Linked DNA regions of Homo sapiens: region 1 is linked to region 2. The links are chromatin loops, found by intact Hi-C in ENCODE. Cell type or tissue: dorsolateral prefrontal cortex. All regions are shown on one strand. Links, peaks and the distances in the headings refer to the core of each region. The heading gives the core; the rest is flanking DNA. Region 1 overlaps ADGRD1 (adhesion G protein-coupled receptor D1). Region 2 has its middle 38 kb from the start of ADGRD1.

The links. Hi-C counts contacts between places; a loop is a spot of excess contacts. Peaks named below come from ENCODE experiments on the same cell type or tissue, not always from the same donor. Only the 100,000 strongest peaks of a DNase experiment are listed, where the experiment ranks them.
Region 1: it touches region 2 in a loop (6-fold over the local background); 75 of 110 quality-filtered maps call a loop at or near these places.

The regions. Positions count from the first base shown.
Region 1 is chr12:131,129,283-131,134,654 of GRCh38, forward strand. ADGRD1 (adhesion G protein-coupled receptor D1) reads left to right here. Exons shown (of 25, transcript NM_198827.5): 21 at 2,443-2,534. Among named protein-coding and RNA genes, the nearest start is that of LINC01257, 33 kb to the right of the region's middle. RefSeq lists an enhancer at 2,872-3,504. In dorsolateral prefrontal cortex, for the core only: CTCF peaks have their summits at 3,311 (motif pointing left) and 3,515; a DNase peak (open chromatin) is centred at 3,299; H3K4me3 peaks cover 444 bases; H3K27ac peaks cover 2,907 bases.
Region 2 is chr12:130,913,086-130,918,457 of GRCh38, forward strand. No RefSeq gene overlaps it. Among named protein-coding and RNA genes, the nearest start is that of ADGRD1, 38 kb to the right of the region's middle. In dorsolateral prefrontal cortex, for the core only: CTCF peaks have their summits at 3,295 and 3,498; DNase peaks (open chromatin) are centred at 3,286 and 3,696; H3K4me3 peaks cover 1,157 bases.

The DNA.
Region 1 (5,372 bases), core at 280-5,279, 220 kb after region 2:
CTGGGTGTGAGTGGCAGCCCCGCCCTGCTGTCTGGGTGTGAGTGACAGGCCTGCCCTCCTGTCTGGGTGTGAGTGACAGGCTGGCCCTCCTGTCTGGGTGTGAGTGACAGGCCCGCCCTGCTGTCTGGGTGTGAGTGACAGGCCCGCCCTGCTGTCTGGGTGTGACAGGCCCGCCCTGCTGTCTGGGTGTGAGTGACAGCCCCGCCCTGCTGTCTGGGTGTGAGTGACAGCCCCGCCCTGCTGTCTCGGTGTGGACGTTCAGGTTGTTTCCAATCTTGTTACAGATGAGGCCCCCGCCTGTGTCAGTGGGTGAGGTACCCGGAATAGAAATCCCTCAAGGGAAAGGGGCAGGAGTTGCAGAATGGCAGAGTCAGGACCTGGGGAAATCTCCACTCCCAAAACAAGGAAAGAACTGGAAGAATTGTTTTGAAAAAATAGTCGGAATTCTAGAAACAAAGGCATGCACACTAAAAGCATTTATTCAAGAAAAACTTCTGAATCTCAGTAAGAGCAGGCAGGGTCTGTGGCAGTTTGACTTGGGGCACCTTCCATCTCCACCTCCCTCTCTGTGTGATGCTGTAGCCACCACTGGAGGCACGAAAGTGCTTCCCAGGCAGATGGCCAAGGCCAGCCTGCCCCGAGGGCATGGGCCGCACTCACACATCAGTGACCATCAGCCATCTGCAATTGAAATCCCCACTCGAAGTAATAACTGCACATTAGTCACGCGTTTGTCACTGTCCTAGTTGAATCATCACTGCATTTGAAAACCACTGACCTGTCATCCACGCTGCTCCCGCTTGCTGCTCCTAGTTGAGTGTGGCTTTCTTCTCGTCGTTACACAGTGAGGTTGGCTGGGGGGCATCAGCGTTTCTGGACATGCTCTTTGTGCAGACACCATGCTGGGTGGCTAATGTGTTGACTTCTTTTCCCTTCCCTGGCCTTTGGACACTTCTGTTATTAGCCTCACTTTACAGATGGGAAAATAAGGGCAACTAAGGTGCATCCGACTGTCAGCTGAGCTGGGCGTGAGCTGAGCTTCCAGGTGTTGAGGTGGTCAGTGAAGACAGGAGCCGAGGAGGGAACAGTTGGGGTGCTCACTGCCACAATAGTGTCCTAAGGGGCTAGGCAGGAGGGGGCGGCCCCACCACGCACCACTCTCTCCCAAAGAACAGCACCAGGAGGGTCTGAAGCCTCCGTGCAGACAGGGCCGGTCTCCTGCTGAGAGAGCCCTGGGCGGAGGGCTCCTGCTGATTCATGGGCTCGGGAGCTGCGCGAGGAGGAAGGGGAAGGGCTCACAGTGGAAAAGTCCTGGGCACAGAAGGTGGCTTCAAGGCCCCTAGGGTGAGGCGGGCTCAGCAGTTGCTTCAGAAAGGCCTGGCGCGGGCACCTAGGCGAGGGGTGCAGGTGTGCGGAACAGCGATGCTGGCCCATCCCGTGCGGGGGAAGAGCGAGGCCGGCCCATCCCGTGCGGGGGGAGAGCGAAGCTGGCCATCCCGTGCGGGGCCCCAGTGGCTGCCCTCCGACTGCAGCTCCCTTCAGAGACTGCCAGGCTCTGGCCGCGCCCAGGCTGGCGTGGGGACAGCAGCTGCCCTGTGAGGCCGGCGAGGTAGAGCCCTGTTCATTGCCTGAAAGTTCGAGCCTGAGAGTTCACACAGAGGACTTTATCCTGGAACTGGACTCCTTGCTGACTCTGTACACGGCCTCAGAATTTTTCAGACACAAGGGAGAAGGCTAACCCTCACCCTAACCCCGCAGCCAGAGGACACTAGGGGGTTCTTCCCCATGCTGTGCCTGCCTCGCCAGCCTCCTACTGAGGGAGCTGCCCAGGTGAGGGGCAGGTTGTGCTGAAGCCTCTGCCGGGGCCCCTCAGTGCCCCGCCCAGCCCCATAGGTCCCAACAGGAGCCTTCCAGCAGTTTCCCAGCAAGGAGGGGTGCTGGCAGGAGATGATGCCCCTCTGCCGCAGCTTCTGTGGCTCGCACAGCCGCAGGCCTGGGCCGGGGCGGGAGATGAGAGCCAGCTCCTGTGCCGGGGCCTGGCACATTGAGCAGTCGTTTGCACAGTGGGCACTATCCTTCTCATCACCTGGGGCACTGAGGCTCCGAGGACCTGGGTGAGTTGCCCAGGGTCACACTAACGAAGCAAATGCTAAGATGAGGTCTGGCCCAGGCTCATGCCCTCATGCCCGGATGTGTTCCTGGGACTAGAACTCGTCTCTGCTGTCTTCTCAGTGCAGGTGCTCTCAGAGGCAAGCTTGCATGTTGTGTGTGTTGGTAAAAGCCCACGGAACAGGGTGAGATTTGTCCCAGTGATGCCCCTGTGTCCCAGGAGCCCTGGCTGGGCAGGGGTAGCCTGTGGTGAGGGCAGTGGCCAGGCGGACGCAGCTCTCCTGCAGGTGCAGCCCAGGCCCCCCTCACCTTCCTCCATGGTTTCTTGTGCAGGTCAACATTGGCATCCTCATCGCTGTGACCAGAGTCATCTCACAGATCAGCGCCGACAACTACAAGATCCATGGAGACCCCAGTGCCTTCAAGTAAGTTGACCTCAGGCTGCCAGCAGTGCCACGGCCCTTCTGCCCCCAGAGGATGCTTTGAGGTCACAGGAGAGATAGCCACTCCTGCCTCCTGTGGCCGGCACCAAAGTCCTCCACTTGCTCCGTGTCCCTGCCATCTCAGGGCAGCTCTGGTTTCACGCCCTCGCTTGGCTCTCGTGACCCAGGACAGGGCCTTTACCCAGCCCCAGAGCTCCCATGTGTAGAAGAACGGAGTCTACGGAGTTCTCCTAGGGATTTCTTCACCCCAGGGTGATGAGCAGCTGGGGGGCGGCAACGGGGAAGATTCTAGAGCCAGAAAGCCCCTGCCAGTCCCGCATCTGCCCTGGCCATCTGCTGGGCTCAGCGAGTTTAGCCCCTCAGCACCTCGCCTTCCTCACGTGCAGAACGGGATGATAACAGGTTCCCCCTCAGCTGGCACATCAGGGAAGGTGCAAGGGAGAGCAGTGTCCTGGTGTGCTCTGGGCTGCCCCGCCTGGAGAAGGGGCGGGGTCTCTGGGAGGGATTCCAGCCACACAACTCACTGCCATCGGGGGTGTCCTGACCTGCATCTCTTACGGCCCAGCCGATTGCAGGTGACAGAAATCCCAGCATGCACTGGCCTAAGCAGAAGGGGGACTCACTGACGCAGCTGACTGTGAAGTCCGGAGCTCAGAAGCCCTGGCGTTGCAGGAATTCTTTGGCAGTTGCAGCACCGGGCCCAGCTCGCCTTCGCATCCTTAGTGTTGGCTTCAGGCCGAGGTCGACTCTGCCCCCTGGTGGCCGAATGGCTGCGGCAGGGGTTCAGGCCCACGGGGGAGTCCCTGTCCCACCTGCTGAGACGGAGGCCTGCGCCTGGAGGACGATGGGGACTCAGGCTGGACCTGTGCCCTCCCTGAGCCAGACCCTGTAGAGGGGGATTCACTCATATGACCGTGTGACTGTTCAGTTAGCACCCCCAAACCACAGGGCTGAAAGCTGGGGAGGCTGTCCCTCGCAGGGAATTCAGGGGCTTTGTGAAAAGCAGGGCGTGGGTACCAGGCAGCTGACATTCTGTACTGTTACTTCAGCCACCGCGTATCTGTTCTGATGTGAAAGCAAAAGTGGCAAATATGTCAGCAGCGAATCTATGAGAGAATTAGTCTGTAATGAATTCCAAACACCATAAATTAACCTGACAAGAGGCTGCAGCCTCCTTGGGCTGTTCAGCTCCTGGAAACCTTCAAGGGTTGTGCCCCGTGCGAGAAGAGATGCTCGTGGGGTCAGAGATCACGTCCTTTCCTCTTCCATTGCTGAGACCAGGATGGTCTCCTGGACCTCTCATGGCCTGGCTGGGGAGGGACCTGTCCCTTCCTCACCCCAGCCCTCAGCTCCCCAGGCCCTCACCTCAGCGTTCAGGGTCAGCCAGTCTGTTGCCAGCTTGTCTCCAGCAAAAGCTCACAATCCCCTGTCTGAGCCCCATGAGGCCACTACTTCCACTGTCACCAGAACACCCCTGTGCACCTGCCCCGCACCTGTGCACCGCCTTCCATCTCTACCCCACTGCGCCCCATCCTCCCATCAGTGCCCACCCAGGAAGCAGCTTCTGTCCACTGCCTTTGCTTCTCCATGGAAATGTCCTCCAAGCGACAGGCTGGCACTGTGTCTGCAGCTCTTGTGAAGGCTCGAGGTAGCGTGCCCCGGGAGAGCATGCCCAGGTCTTTGCAGGGCACAGCTGAAGGCATTGCCCATCCTTCCCACCTGCGTCTGCACCTGGCAGCCCAGGGATGCGTCCCTTCCGGGGAGGTGCAGGCAGGCATCTCTGGGGACAGACCGCTCTGGGTCCCTCTCCATTGTGCAACCCAGCACATTTCCCAATGCCTTCAGCTCCTCTCCTTTGGGCGGCCAGGTCTGCCCCTCAGGGATGCTTCCTCACAATCTTCTTAGTGTGGATTGTGTAACACTTGACTCCCAGGGCTGAGGAAGCACAGCCAGGGAGCAGGCGCCAGGCAGGAAGAGGCAGTCACTGCATCGTGAGGAAGCTTCCCCAGCACCTTGCTATTCTTCATCCTCTGGTTTTATTCTAGTGATTTTCTTAGTGCCAAGCAGCCCAGTACTCAGTGAATAACAAGATAAGATTCTTCCTCAGGGGCCCTCCACAGGGTTGGCTTTCACTTCCCTGCCACCCCCCTACCCCAAGAAAAGTGGAGAATAGAATAAGTGAGGTCTGAGCAGGGGGAGAAGCCTGGCTTTCACTTTTTAAAAAAGTCTCTGTTTATTGATTGTGATTCCAGACTCCTGAAAAAGAAGCAGAGAATGGTCAGGTTTTACAAGTGGGACCCTGGGGGCGGGGGCGTGAGGGTGAGACCCCCACAGAAGTGCACCCACGAGCAGGTGGGCTGTGGGGCCTGGAGACTCAGGGCCTGAGCCCCCTAGGCCAGGGCCAACCTTGGGGGAGCAGAAGGGGGTCATAGATCAGAGAGGAAAGCACACCCCCTGCCTAGAGCCTCCTTCAGATCCAGGGACCCCTCTTCTTCTGCTTTTGACCAGGGACACTGACAGCTCTGGCCGTGTTGAGAGTCCGCAGAGCTTCAGCTCAGCGTCTTCCCCCAAGATCTTCTTCTATTGTTCATTTTAAGAAAAGTCAAACCATCACTTTAAAAGTAGCACATTTTGGTACTTATTTCTCAGTGATTGATCCTTTCAGATACGGTTTCCCGGGACCTAAAGATTGTAGCTGAATAATGCATGATATTGTTGTTTCCCAGAAACAGGTGTTTTATTTTTATTGCATTAGCATTATGAGAACAAGCTGGCTGCGGCTTCTCTGAGAGCTGAAGTGCTGGAACACTTCTGGGTTTT
Region 2 (5,372 bases), core at 228-5,227:
ATCCCAAGTAGCTGGGAGTACAGGCGCCCGCAACCACGCCCGGCTAATTTTTGTATTTTTAGTAGAGACAGGGTTTCACCATATCGGCCAGGCTGGGTCTCAAACTCCTGACCTTGTGATCCGCCCTCCTTGGCCTCCCAAAGTGCTGGGATTACAGTTGTGAGCCACCGCACCTGGCCCCTTTTTTTTTTTTTTTTTTTTTTTTTTTTTTTTTTTTTTACAAAATATATTTTTTGGTCATGTGGAATAAAAAGTTGGAAAAATTGGAAATCAATAAAAAAAACTCAGCAAAATCTCTAAGTATTTGGAAACTCAATAACACATGTCTACCCATAAGTCAAAAAAGGAACCAAAAGAAAAATTAGCATTTTGAAGTAAATGAGAATGAAAACACAGCATGTCAAAACTTATGAGATGAGTTAAAGTGGCTTTAGGGGGAAATTTATAGCATTACATTCTTAGAGGGAAAGTTATAGCACTGAACATCAATATTTGAGTAAAATTCTTAAAATATTAGCAAATCCAAATTAACATATATATAAAGGATAATACATCATGAGCAAGTAGGCATTACCCCAGAAATGTAAGATTAACTTGACATTTAAAAATTAATCAATATAATTAAACATATCAGGAGCTACATTACACGATCATCTCAATAGAAGCCTAGTGAGCATTTGACAGACTTCAACATCCATTTCTGATTAAAACTGTCTGCAAACTATAATTAGAAGGTAGCTTCCCCATCATAATGAAAGAAATCTATGGAAAATTTACAGTTAATATATATTTATACTTAAGCAGCTAAAAAGACTTTCTCCTATGATCAGGGCAAGGCACGGGTGAGTGCCTGTTCTCATTGTGTCTACTCGATGTTGTCTGGAGGTGCAGTGCAATGTGCAATTGCTCTTGCAATAAGGCAAGAAAAAGAAATAAAAGGGAACTGGATTGGGAAGGAAAGTGTAAAGGCATTATTTATTTGCAGATGGTATATTGTATATGTAGAAAATTCTATATGATCTACAAAAAAGCTGCTATAATTGAAAAGTGGGCCAGGCACGGTGGATCACACCTGTAATCCCAGCACTTTGGGAGGCCGAGGTGGGCAGATTGCCTGAGCTCAGGAGTTCAAGGCCAGCCTGGGTAACACAGTGAAACCCTATCTCTGCTAAAATACAAAAAAGTAGCTGGGTATGGTGGCATGCACCTGTAATCCTAGATACTGGGGAGGCTGAGGCAGGAGAATCATTGGAACCCAGGAGGCAGAAGTTGCAGTGAGCTGAGATCGCACCACTGCATTCCAGCCTGGGTGACAGAGCAAGACTCTGTCTCAAAAAAAAAAAAAAAAAAGGATATAAAATCTATATACAACATGTATTGAATTTCTGTAATCATAATGAACAAGCAGAAATTGAAATAGAAATATAACTTACAAAGGCATAAAAATGATGTAGACACAAAAGATGTAAAGGACACTGCACTACAACCCACTACTAAGAGAAAGAAGGTCTAAATGAATGGGCCATAGACTGTGCTCTTGGTCTGAAAGTTTCAGTATTATTATGATGTCAATTCTCCCCAAATTGATCTATCAATTCAATGCCATTCCAATAAAAATCTCAGCAGATTTTGAAGAAATTGACATGGCGATTATAAAATTTAAATGGTAGTACAAAGGACCTAGAAGAACCAAAACAACTTAGAAAAAGATCAGTACAGTTGGTAGACTTACATTACCCGACTTTAGAATTACTACAAAGTTATCATAATTAAGACAGTGTGGTATTGGCATAAAGACAGGCAAAAAGATCAATGGAACAGAGTAGAGAGTCCAGAAATGAACTCATAGGCATATGGTTAATTGATTTTTGGCAAAGCTGCAAAAGAAATTCAACGGAGAAAAGATAATCTTTCCAACAAATTATGCTGTAGAAATTGGACATCCATAGGCAGAAAAAGCAAGCCTCAATTAATATTTTGTATCATCTATAAAATTAACTCAAAAAAGGTAATAGAATTAGCTGTAACACCTAAAACTGCTAAAATTCAGGAAGACAACATAGGAGAAAATCTTTGTTATCTTGGGTGAGGTAAATAATTCCTAGATATGACACAAGTATGATCTATAAATAAAAAAAGATTATAAATTGTACTTTATCAAAATCAAGAATTTCTTCTCTTCAAATGATGCTAAGAGAATGAAAATGTATGTATATCCCAGAATGGGCAAAAATACTTGAAAGTCACATATCTGATACAGGACTTGTATCCAGAATATACCAGAACTCTTCAAACTCAAGAAGAAAAACATGCAACCACTTTTTTTTTTTTTTTTTTTTTTTTTTTTTTTTTGAGGCAGAGTCTCCCTCAGTGGCCCAGGCTGGAGTGCAGAGGCTCGATCTCGGCTCACTGCAAGCTCCGCCTCCTGGGTTCACGCCATTCTCCTGCCTCAGCCTCCCGAGTAGCTGGGATTACAGGCCGCCGCCACCGCGCCCAGCTACTTTTTTTGCATGTTTTTAGTAGAGACGGGGTTTCACCGTGTTAGCCAGGATGGTCACGATTTCCTCACCTCGTGATCCGCCCGCCTCGGCCTCCCAAAGTGCTGGGATTACAGGCGTGAGCCACCGCGCCCGGCCCATGCAACCACATTTTTAAAATGCATAATTTCCTTCTTTTTTAATTTTTGAAATGGGGTCTTGCTCTGTCACCCAGGCTGGAGTGCAGTGGTGTGATCATAGCTCACTACAGTCTCGACCTCCTGAGCTCAAACCATCCTCCTGCTTCAGCCTCCTGAGTAACCGGGACTACGGGCACGTGCCACCATGCTTGGTTAATTTTTATTTTTTAATTTTTTGTAGAGATGGGGTCTTACTATGTTGCCTAGGCTGGTTTCAAACTCCTGGTCTCAAGACGACCTTGGCCTCCCACGGCGCCGGGATTACAGGTGTGAGCCAACATGCCTTGCCCAAAATGCGTAATTGTCTTTTTATTTGTATTTGTTCATTCGATACATATTTATTGGTCACCTGTGCCAAACCCTTTCTAGACGCTCAGTGATTCTTGGTAAACCAAGCAAGAGGTCCCTGTCCTCTGGGACTTGTTTGTGGGGCACACAGATATTTGCTGTCCAGCTGAAATATGTGCTATGGGGTAGGGCGCCTGACTGTCTAATGCACCTCCGCATCCCCGGCACGCAGGACCCGGCCGGGCTGCCGCCTCTCAGAATCGCTGTGCAATTGGCGATTGCGACATTCATGGAATAAATTCCCCTTCGCGACACATGGGGACGCTCACGCTCCACGCTGTGGCCACACTCTTACGCGCCTTTGTTCAAATGGTCCGCGGTAATCACCCCTCCAGCTCACCTTCTCAAAAAGGGGACGTGGATGAGGCTCTCATGATTAATGATCGCAGTACGGATTTGTAACTTATTACGGAAGAAAAGCCACATCAAGCAGGTGTCGTTTGGAACAAGAGAGATTCGGCTGCCTAAGCAGTACCAAAGGACGGTGTCCTTTTCTGGGTCACATTTTAATTTTCTTTTCAGGTCTTGCAGAACAGCGATTAGTTCATTGCTAATGAAATCCTTAAGTGCTTCAGAGCATTACAACTTAGGGGAGGAAAGACTGGTGTGTCTTCTGAGACGCCCTGAGCAGCACAGACGACTAGAAATGCGTTTACGCTCGGCTGCTTGGGCTGATTGCCTTTGCAAAGAGGCACATGAAACCGCAGATATCTGCATGCACAGCCAGCAAAGGAATCGTAGAAATAACAACGTTATTGGGAAGTCATATTTTAAGCCGAGGCAGACGCTGTGCCACTGAATACCTAGGGTAGTTCAGATGCACCTAATATCCAGGTTTTTAGGGGAACTAATACGTGTGTGTGGAGCTGTGTCTTGAAATAATTCAATGTTCTAAGCCTCAGTGAAATCGTGTCTCTGGAAGGTCAATCATTGAAGGTATAACGTAAACACTCAAGAAAACAGGGAGACTTTGTGGCAGCTCTTAACGTCGTGACGCCAGCTGCAGTAGCTCTGTCAATTGTGGGGGCATCAGATAAATCAATTTAAGCTGGAAAAGTCCTTTGAGGTATCCAGGTGGTTCGTAAGGCCACATAAGTCTGTCAAATATCATCGCTTTAGAGATTTCTGAGATTTCAGAGGATATCAGGTCTTGATGCTTGGAAAGAGGCAATCGGCAAGATTTTAGCAAAGGGACTCTGAGACAAAAGCCACAGGTTTTTGTTCGTCCATGCATGCTTTCCTCAGTTTCACTGTGCAGCACCTCTCAAACTTTCATGAGAAATTTGGGGTGCCCTGGCACTCTGTGTTTTTCTAACCGGCTCCCGGCCGACACTGAGGCTAGTGGTTCTTGAACCACGCGTCGGTATTAGGGTGCTGTGCAGTACGTAGCTCGAGGAAGGCACTTCCACAGAAGGCAGTAGCCTACCTCCACCCTGTTTACCACCTGCAGGATTCATCTCATCTCTTCACTCAAGAAAATTGGGCAGCCCTGTGCGGGAGGCCTGACTTGCACTAGCGGCTGGAGACAAAGGGTGAGTCAGACTCAGCTTGGTACCTCTCCTGTTGAGGCTTATTATTTTAGTTTGGGAGACAAGCACAGAGACTGGTAATTCCTAACTTTTAAATGCTGTCAGCGAGGAAGCGCAGCGGGCAGCTGTGAACGTGTCTAACGGGGGCTGTGAGCTTCAGAAGTCGGGGAAGTGCTGAGGTTCAAGGAAGAACCGGGGTTCATTGGCCAAGAGAGCCACAGGTGGGGTGGGGTGGATCATATTCCAGGGAAAGGGGGCGTGTGTGCAAAGCCTCTGAGGCAGGAGGGATGCGGGCTTTTGGAGGACCCGGCTGGTCTGTGTGGTTGGAACATGGTGGGCACACGCTGGGTGAGCGTGGAGTATCTGGAGGTGAGGCTAGCGTTGGTGGGATCCTGGTAATCCCGCTAGGACACCGGGTCATCCTCCGTCATTAGATGATGGTAAAGATAGTGGATATCAGGGGAAAGTGGGGACTGACGGCTCCCCTTTTCACGATAAGGGTGGCGTGTTTCCATTTGACGAACGGACCCCCTTACTAAGTACCTGTTAGCGCAGGTGACACCCACCTGCTCCGCGAGCTCAGTAGACACCCATCTCCACGAGGGGGGCAGCAGAGCAGAACGCTGAGGCTCGGAGTCTGAACCTTGAGAAAGATTTCGTCGTGGAATTCTAGAATTGATAGTTCTGCATCTAGACATATTCTAGACATCTAGACATATTCTAGATGTCTCGATAGAAGCTGTGCGCTAACAGCGGCCCACACGCGCCTGCTCACTTCAGGGGTCCTGTTTCAGTTCCTTCAGGGTGGCTGGTGTCTA